Regions from separate parts of the Mus musculus genome. Here region 1 is linked to region 2. Evidence: chromatin contacts called from ENCODE POLR2A ChIA-PET data. All regions are on one chromosome and are shown on one strand. Each heading gives the region's core, a stretch centred on a gene start or an enhancer-like site at or near the end of the contact. The rest is flanking DNA. Distances are from core to core; before and after follow the strand shown. Region 1 holds the start of Ccar2 (cell cycle activator and apoptosis regulator 2). Region 2 holds the start of Egr3 (early growth response 3).

Evidence for each region. ChIA-PET counts read pairs that join two places held with the same protein, here RNA polymerase II (POLR2A).
Region 1: POLR2A ChIA-PET joins it to region 2 with 19 read pairs in Patski. The contact joins the promoter of Ccar2 here to the promoter of Egr3 in region 2. POLR2A ChIA-PET finds 5 or more read pairs at or near these places in 2 of 5 experiments (Patski and embryonic stem cell).

The regions. Positions count from the first base shown.
Region 1 is chr14:70,150,979-70,155,499 of GRCm38, forward strand. It overlaps Ccar2 (cell cycle activator and apoptosis regulator 2), which reads right to left and starts at 2,813. Exons shown (of 21, transcript NM_146055.3): 1 at 2,649-2,813; 2 at 1,686-1,779; 3 at 1,395-1,486; 4 at 902-993; 5 at 583-697; 6 at 296-425; 7 at 34-130. The coding sequence starts at 1,743. It overlaps 9930012K11Rik (RIKEN cDNA 9930012K11 gene), which reads right to left. Exons shown (of 7, transcript NM_001112735.1): 7 at 3,427-4,298. The coding sequence ends at 4,190.
Region 2 is chr14:70,074,370-70,079,305 of GRCm38, forward strand. It overlaps Egr3 (early growth response 3), which reads left to right and starts at 2,948. Exons shown (of 2, transcript NM_018781.4): 1 at 2,948-3,229; 2 at 4,527-4,936. The coding sequence starts at 3,076.

The sequences.
Region 1 (4,521 bases), core at 1,563-4,062, 76 kb after region 2:
AGAGGGAGATGTAAGGCCTGTTCATCCTCTTACCTTCGGCCCTGGTCCAGCCTTCCATGAGGACCCCGAGCAGGAAATCTGTTCAGGTGGCTCAGGTGAAGTGTGTGGGATGTCTGGAAGAGACTCAGAGCTGAAGAAAGGAAATGGCCGGTGACTCAAAAGCCCTAAAACCCCGTCCAGCTTCCTCCTCCTCTTCCTGTGTAGAGAAGTACCCCCTCTGTTCTAAGAGCATCTATATGAAAGGAACAAGTCCTTCCCTCCAGATTACCCCACCCTGCATGCCACCAGGACTCACGCTTCTGAGGGAAAAGGGGGGGAATTCGGTGAGGCTGAAAGATCAGCTGGGGCTGAGCTCCCAGGATCCCTTGCTTCTGGCCCAGAGCTGCCACGTGCAGAAGGGGAGGCGCTGGAGACTTCAGTAAGGGCTAGAGGAAAATAGCCGGCAAGTTTAGGGGATCCCCAGGTTGATACCATGAAGAGACATCTATCCCACCTCCTCAACAAAAAGGATTGTGCCCAAAAGTCAGACCACAAGACTTCCTCCTCTCCTCCCCATTGCAGAGGACATGCTAAGAAAAATACCTGGTTGGAGAGCGTCTGCACCTTGACAGCATTCCAGGGCACGGCCTGGCCTGGGTTGTATGCGGCCTTCACCAGCACCTTCTCCCCCAGCTGGGGCAGTCGACCCTTCACCACACTGCCAGCACACAAACCAGGAGGCCCCATCAGGAGGCACCCTGGACAAGTTATTCTGACTGCCCCCAGGAAGACCTTCTCCATCAAAATTTCTCATACCGTGCAGTAAGATAGCAAAGCAATGGCTTTAAAGAGGGGGCCCACCAGCACAGAGACAGAACTAAATGCAACAACCTTTCCGAGAACAGACTAGCCTCAAGCCTACCTTAGCTGAAAAAAGACTTCTTCATCTACCACCCCAAAGTAGTCATGCAAGCTGGTAACAATGCCTGTGAAGACTCGCTGCTTTTCCCCACTCTGCAAGAGAAGGATAGGTCAAAAGCAACAGGAAGTGACCTGAACAAAATCATGCTATGTCACTAGGGCCTCATCTCTAGCCACAGGGACTCGGCTCGTGGTATTACAGGAAAATTCACATGGGAAGAAAACCAGTGGGCACACAGCCTATCTGTGAAGAGGACAGACGCTAATACTTGACTTCATCCAAACCGCACCAAGACCTCTCTGGAGCCAGGTATTCAAGATTCCCCAACCTAAGAGTTGTCTGCGTTCCCCAACACTGGCCTACTACCAGGACAAAACCAAACCAACCAACCAAACAAAAAACCATTGTAACACAAGAAACAACACACAGCAGGCATCCAAACATACTAGGGTCGCCCCAAAGGGAAACTCGCTAGAAAGAGCACCCAACATACCTGAAGGTGCCTGGCATTTTGGGACAGGTCTGTGGCCACAGGAGGAGTAAGTAGACCAGGGGGAGGGCCCAAAAGAGATGTTGAAGCTGCGCCTATGGGGACAGAGAAGCAATCTCCAGGAATTGCACCTACTACCCGAAGCACTAGAAGATAGCCAGAGGATCTTATAAACCCAGAGGTCTAGGTGGCTCCAATCAGCTACTCAGACATTCAGAAAAACACCCAAGAGCCATAGTTTTTGAAACTGAGTCTCGAGCATGTTCTGAGTGTAACCAGTAAGGAGTTAAGCACCTGAGAAGTTGCGTCCCCCTGGAAGTGGGTTGATCCTCTGCCGCTTAAACTGGGACATTTGGAATACTGTCCTTTCAAGGTCTTGGGGGGAAACCTTCAATCAAAACAGAAAGAAGTTAGCAGCTCCAATGGAAAACTTCCATCTATTGGGGAGGGGGAGGGGGGATAGAAAATCTTAAGTAAAGCTTTTAAGGTGAAGAGGTGGGTCCTAAAATGGAAGAATGGAGAGGATGTAGAGGAGATGAAATTGGTAGTAACGTTACTCCAGTTTGTTCTCACAATAACCTAGTGGTGGGTGCTAGTGACATGCTGGTTTACAGACAAGGAAACTGGAGCTTTGAGATCCGGAGACTTGCCCAAGGCCACAAAACCAGGTAGTGACAGAGTGGGACTCACACCCAGGTCTCCCAACAACTTAGCACTCCTTTCACTATGTCACTGGCACCCCTTAGAGAAGCTGGAGGAGTGAGGGGCTGGAAGAGCTCCGGTGACATTCATTCATTCAAAAACATCCGCCAGAACACTCCACGCAGGGCCGGGGCAAAAAATAAAAATAAAAGGTGCGAGTAGCGGGTTGGTGATGCGGGCCCTCTCCCCGGAAGCCCGCCAGGCGTCTTTAGGACCCGCTGGTGGGAAGGGAGCTGTCCAGCCGGCCCTCGCCAAGCGGCCTGCACGCCGCTCCCTCCTCCTAGGTCCCGACCCTAGGCTCCGGCCTCCGCAGCCGCCTGCGCAGAGCTTTCCGGGCCGGGCCACCGAGAAGCCACCGTGGGAGGTTCACGGCGCGAGGTTTCTCCTCCTCCCGCCCGCCCCCAGGGCCGAGGCCGTTGCCAGGGCGACGGAGCTTGCAGTCCAGAGGGGCTCGGCTCTTTCCGCGACTGGCGCATCTTCGCCGTTCGGACCCCGCAGCCTCGCCACCCGAGAGAGACGGAGAGGCGGGGGCGCAGCAGGAGGCCCCCAACCCACCTGCGGGCCAGGGCCACGACACCAGGGGGACAAAGACACCCGGAACCACCGCAGCCGCCGCTGCCACCACCACCGGAAACGCCTCTCCGGAAGAGAGACCACTGGTCGGAAGCTGCCACTCTCCCGGATATGGTACCTCCCTCTTCTCCATCGACCTCTCCCTTCCCCCACACCAGCCTGCCATCCCGCTCCAACTGTGGAACGGAAGTGCGCCTTCCCAGATCCGATAATGCCTTCGGAAGCCGAGCTCGGTGGTGTCCTCTCTCAAGTGTCCCATCAGAAAAGTAAGCTCGAACCATTGGTTCCAGGTCTCAAAATGACTGGAACTGGACCCACTCCCACAAACACAAGGAAGGGGACTACCACTTACACACCCTGCTGTGCTCTACTAACCCCCAAGACTACAGCAACAAAAGAAGCAGGGCCTCCATTGGCTAGAGGAGGAGCGTGCCTACTGGGGGTCCATTTCCAGGGGATAGTCTTCTGACTAAAGCCAATGACCACCCCACCCCACCCCCATCCCTATTCCTGTCCTTTTCTTGACTGCACCATCAGCAAGGGGTAAGCATATCCGAAATCTATACCCAGACTCTCAAATATGAAACGTACACGATCTTAATGAAGTGGCTCTATCCAAAATCTTGCCAGAAATGTGGCTATTTTCACAACTATTAACAGTGAACACACACACACCTTCCTTTAACTTCTGGCCTCCCATCTCCCCACTCCTGTTTGCCTCCAGCATCACACCCTTCCCAGGTCATTTAACAGTCACAGCACACATTGAGAATGTTTAATGTTACTTCATCCTCCTAACAAGCTTATGAGGTAGGTAAGGTGGGTATCATGGTCCCAAGTAGGAAGCTGTGGCTCAGAAATTAAGAGACTTCGCTATGGTTAAACTCCAGGATAGAACACAGCATCTTAGAGTTGACCTTGCAAGTTATGTGTTGTTCCTCTCAATGTTCTTGACCTTCCCCCCATCCCTCATTCAGCCTTCAGGGGCTGTACTCCAGAGCCGTGACTCACTACAAAGGTACCCAAGGCAATGTTGTTCTTGGTCCTAGGGCTGCCGTCTCAGGTATGAGGAAGACATTAGAAGTCCACATTAGTAACTGTTCATTGTGGAATGAAGATCGGTGCCATCCTTCCAGTGACACCCCAAACACCAACCCTTTGGACGAATGATTCCATCAGATGGGGCAGACGGAAGTCCAACAAAGATTGCATAAACTTACATCTGCAACATGCTGACACACTCCCATACTAAACATGCTCTATGAGCACCTGATAAATAAGTCAATTCACATTGCCTAAGCCCAGAGATTTCTGATGAGGAGGAAGAGCCCTGGAAGAGTGCTGGAACTGCACTCAGGAACCTCTTGGGGATCCAGGGCTCCTTGCTTCGATGCTTAGAGATGGATTTGGCCTTCACCTTGAAGAGGAGCAAGCACCAATAGCTTTTCTTGGCAGTGCAGAGAAGCAGCAGTAAGCCAAAATGTGAGGGACTTCTTCCCAAGGTCACCAGGTACACCAAGAGGTCATACAGAAAGATTTTTTGCTCGTGGCTTCTTAACCACCAATGCTGGTATAAAGGTCTTCCGTTGGGAATGGCACGGAGTCCTGTCAGAGAGGTTTCTAAACTCCATCCTATAGAAAAGCAAAGGAAAGTTAGACAAGAAGAGAAAGAAAACAGACAAGAAGCTTTGCATACCTCCTGAGGAGAAGCTGCCAACCATGACAGACAGACTTCACCTACAGTAAAATACTTTGCCTGTGTGTCTACCTTACCAGCCCCTAAATTTCAGTGGTAAGGAGTGAGGGCTTGACACGTGAGGATGAACATGCCGCCCACAATCTGGTAGTGGCTTCG
Region 2 (4,936 bases), core at 1,698-4,197:
ATCCCAAATGCTTCCACTATAGGCCCATATGGAAAAAGAACAGAACCCCCAGCTCCTTCTATGGAGAGAGCCCAACAGGTGGAAAAGTGGATGTTATCCTGGGTCCTTGCTAGTTGAGCTGGGCTGCCATAGGCCTTCCACTTCCTTCCCACCACCCTGTCAGGCTGATCTCTGCCTCACGCGGGGAGACACGGGCATTGCAGTCCATCTTAGACCTGCTGCTCGGTCCAGGGCCGAGAACCTCGCAGCAAGTCCAGGCAGAAGGCAGGAACCCACCGAGACACCCCGCCCCTCCCACCGCAGTCAGCCAGCCTCCCCTCGCACGCGCAGCAGGAAGCAATGCAGAGGCGTGCCCAAAGCTTGCGGGTACCCTAGGCACCCCTTCCCCTCCCCAATTGCCTGGCTCTCCAGCCAGAGGCCAGAGCTCGAGGCTAATTTTTCACGCACCCCCCCCCCCCCCGCCAGACCGCCTCTCTAGGTGACGCTACAGTCTGTGCGGTTCCTTTAAAGGCTGCGGGTTCCGTTCTTCCCTTTTCCACTGGATGCCAAAATATGCAAATCCGGGGACCGGAATCTGCAGCCAAATAGAGCAGGAGAAGGGGCGCGGCCGGCGCGTCACCGGATCCGCTCCTTGTATGGCTCTTCCCGGCTTGGCCCGCTGCCCCGCGACCCTCCCTGCAGCCGCGGAGGCCCCTCCCGCACCCAGCTAGGCTCACACCGCCGCCCACGCCCCTGACCAGCCGCTCCCCCCTCCAGGGATGGAGCCGGGGGCGGGAAGCGCTGCATGCCCTGATTCCGGCCGAAGCCCGGGACCGCTGCAGCGCGCAGTCTCCCCGCGCCGCGCGGGCGGAGGAGAACCCGGGGGCGCAAAGCCTCTAGAGCACAGGAATGGGTAGCCTGGAGGGAGAGGAGGTGGGGGTGGCAGAGATGGGGGCTCACGGGCGGCGGGAATCCCTCCTTCCCTAAGAGCTAGAGGAGATCCGGGGGAGTCTGGGCCCTTCCCACCCAATGTTCTCCTCCAAACTGAGGGGAGGGAAGAGGGAGTGAGGTTGTCATCCACCCCCATCACAATGCGCAGCTAGGGAGTTCCTCCCACGCGTCCCCCGGCCCCGCATGGACCTCCCACGGCGTGAGGCCCGGGGATCCTCTCTTCCTTCTTGTCAACACTCCCACTCCCCCTGAGAGATGCAAGTTCCCCCAACCCCGACTCTCCAGCGGGGGCCGCGGGATTCACCGCGCCCACGCGGCCACTGAGGAGGGAATCCTCCCCCGCCAACCCGGTGTGATTCGGGGTCGCGCCTCCGTGCTCCCTCCCTCTCCTCCCCCTCGCTCTCAGCCAGGCTGCGCGCTTCAGGAGCAGGCCTCGGGGAACACATCACCCACCCCCGGGATCCGCTGTCGAGGTGACAGCACCCTGGGTCGGCACAGGGGGCCGCCCTTGACTGCAAGGCACCCTCAGGCAGCAATGAGGACAACCCTGCGGGAGACAGAGAGTAGAGACTGGAGGAGACCGCCTTGGTGGCTTAGAATCTGTGGGTTTCACATCTTCCCGCAGTAACTCAGCCGCAAGCCCTTCGCCGGCTGCAGTAGATAGCGACTGTGCCCCGGCCTGCTGGGCCCTCCTGCCATCCTGTGGCCAAAGGGGTTTGCTTTAGAACCGTTAGGGAATTTATCTGGGAATTATTTGGTGCACGTGTTTTCTATCCCCTAAACTTCACTCTTTCCTAATCTCCACAACAACAACAACAACAACAAAACCCTCATACCCTCGCCCCTAAAAGTTCTTGCCCACTGCGCAACTAGCTAATCCGCTACACATTCCCGGGCCACTGCGCTCAACTGAGAGTCAGCGCGGGGTCAGGAACCCCAAGGGAGGGGCCGGGGCTGCGGGCGGTGAATCAGAATGATGTCCGCACGAAAGTTCTAAGTGTCCAAGAATAAGAAGCCTTAGGACATTAGAACCCCTTCCCCAAAGGAAAATACTTCATCTCTCCATCTGAATCCAGTCAAGGATAAGAAGGAAAGACAGAAGTTGTGTGGGGGAGCCTGGCTTGAAGCGGTCACCTCTCCCATTCCTAGACTGCTAAGGAACCTGTGTCCTGGTGTACTGAACTCTTTCTAAATGCTGGGAGTGCTGGAGACCAATTGCAAACAACTCCACTCCTCCAACGACTAAATTCTGTCTCTAATGCTGTCCTCAAATAAAAACCTACATGTTTAGTTACAGGGTTTTTCAACTGTGCACTGCGCATCGCGCGCTTTGCATTCGGCTTCGTCCCTCTTTCTTTTTTCTCTTCTCGCTTTCCTTCTTTCTAATCTAATTGACTTTTTTTTTTTTTTTTTTTTTTTTTTTAAAGAACGGAGAGCGGTGCGGGCGCTGCACGTTGGCTGCGGCCCGCTTCCTGCTTTCTAATGTTCCATTGTGAGGAGCTTCCATTGTGACGTCGCGCCCCTTCGGCTGGGCTTTGTCTGTCCATATATGGGCAGCTACGTCACGGAGCTTTCCCGGGGCTCAGATAAATAGACTGGTGGAGTTCCCTGGCTGGGAGCTTTTGGGCAGCAGTGAGCTAGCTAGGAAGCGGCGGGGCTGGTTGGTGGTGATAGCAGCGGCGGCGGCAGCAGCAGCAGAGGAGGTGGCGGCGGCAGCGGCGGCGGCGGCTGTGGCAGATCGGGGGGCGGGGGGGGTCGGCGGGCTCGTGTCTGTGAGATCAATACTGAAGCCGCGTCTGACCCCCTGGAGCCTAGATCACCCCCCCAGCCCAGCCCCCATCCCACTCCTCGCACACGCCCCACCCCACCCCCACGACCCAGCGTCGCACCGCACCAGCCGAGGCACCCGAGAGGATTACCCTCTTTGCCCCTCTCCCATCCACCCCTCCAAAAAAGAATAGATCCCCTCCCCTGACCCACCCCTTCCCCTTTTCACTCCCCCCTCCCTCCGAACTTTCCCTCTCGCATGCTTTTCCCCTGCACCACGGATCGCCTCTCGGATGCCGCTCGCCTGGAAGCTGCGTTAGGAACAGGCGGCGGCGGCGGTGGCGGCGGCGGCGGTGGCGGCGGTAGCTCGGGAGTGCTATGACCGGCAAACTCGCCGAGAAGCTGCCGGTGACCATGAGCAGTTTGCTAAATCAATTGCCTGACAATCTGTACCCCGAGGAGATCCCCAGCGCGCTCAACCTCTTCTCCGGCAGCAGCGACTCGGTAGCCCATTACAATCAGATGGCTACAGGTAAGGGTGGCGGTGAGGCGGCGAGGCAGCGAGGAAGGAAAGGGGGAGGACGAGGAGGAGGGAGCGAGCTAGCGATGGATGCACATATCGATGGATGCAGAAATGGATGGATGGAGAGACGGATGGAAAGATGGGGGGCGCGCTGGGAATTTTCTGGGGGGCGAGTTGCTTTTCCCACCCACTCCTCCCGCCCTCCGAGATCGGGAAGGCTTGGTTGGAGACGCCACGGTTGAGGCTTCGGTTCTCCCGGGTGGGGGCAGCCGCCGACTGGAGGGAGGTAGGTGCGAGCAGCTCTGGGGTTCTCCCTCCCCACGCAGGGGGCCCGATCGCTGGGCTGCGTGCAAGGCGTGGTGCTGTAGCCCCCTTTCTCGGGAGGAGCCCAGCGTCTTTTTCACCCGCGCTCTCCCCCCTCCTTACTCCCTCAGCCTCCCACCCGGGATGGAGCCATGTGCGGCGTGGAGTCCCCACGGTGGGAGAGGTACTGCGACGCTGCCTTTCCGGGGCGTTCAGCAAAGCCATTGGGGGTGTGGGGACGGTGGGGAGAGGGAGGGGGCTCACCCACGGGGCGGGGGAAAGGGTTTGCCACCGGGGGCGATCCTGGGACCCGGGAGCTTGGGAACGGCGGCCGCTCCCGCCGTGGAGACATGGGCTGGTTTTCCGCCGCTCTCCACTCTCCTTAGCTGGGTTTAGGCTTTTCCCCTCCAGCCCGAGCAGAAAGCTCCTTCAGGCCGGGAGGAGACTGGGGCCGGGAGAGGCTCCCTTTACGGGCGGCACCCTTCTGCGCTCCGAGGACAAAAGCGTCGAAGCTCTTTGGGTCGGCCACCCGGGCTCAGCGCGCGTAGGGGGACCTCGCTTGGGGCATGAAGGCGCGGCGTCTTGGAGTAGACAGGGCCGGGGGAAGAGGCCGAGTTGTGTGTGCTGGAGAGCGAGAGCCGGGCGCGCTCCGGGTCTGAAACTACCTGTAGCTGCAGCTACCTGTCCGCCCCACCTCGGGAAGAACAACAATGCTCTCTTGCGCGCGTGCGTGTCTGTGTGTGGTACGTGAGTGTGTGCGCGGCGTGTGCGGTGTGTGTGCCGGAGCCACTCCACACCCCGATCCGTAGTATTTTGCTGTATCCAGGTTGCGCCGGGGAGCGCGGCACCGCCCGCTTTGCGCCGGGCTCGGCGTTCCTCTTACCCCACGCGCTGCGCACTCCAGCCGGCCGCACCCTCTACTCCTGGGCAAGGACCTGGGCGCCGCGGCCGGGAGCCGGCTCGGCTTCACTCACCCCTCCCCTCTCTCCCCCGCTCTCCGCAGAGAATGTGATGGACATCGGTCTGACCAACGAGAAGCCCAATCCGGAACTCTCTTATTCGAGCTCTTTCCAGCCAGCCCCCGGCAACAAGACCGTGACCTACTTGGGAAAGTTCGCTTTCGACTCTCCTTCCAACTGGTGCCAGGACAACATCATTAGCCTCATGAGTGCCGGCATCTTGGGGGTGCCCCCGGCCTCAGGGGCGCTCAGTACGCAGACGTCCACGGCTAGCATGGTGCAGCCTCCTCAGGGAGACGTGGAGGCCATGTATCCGGCGCTGCCTCCTTATTCCAACTGCGGCGATCTCTACTCGGAGCCCGTGTCTTTCCACGACCCCCAGGGAAACCCTGGGCTCGCCTATTCCCCCCAGGATTACCAATCGGCCAAGCCGGCCTTGGACAGCAATCTTTTC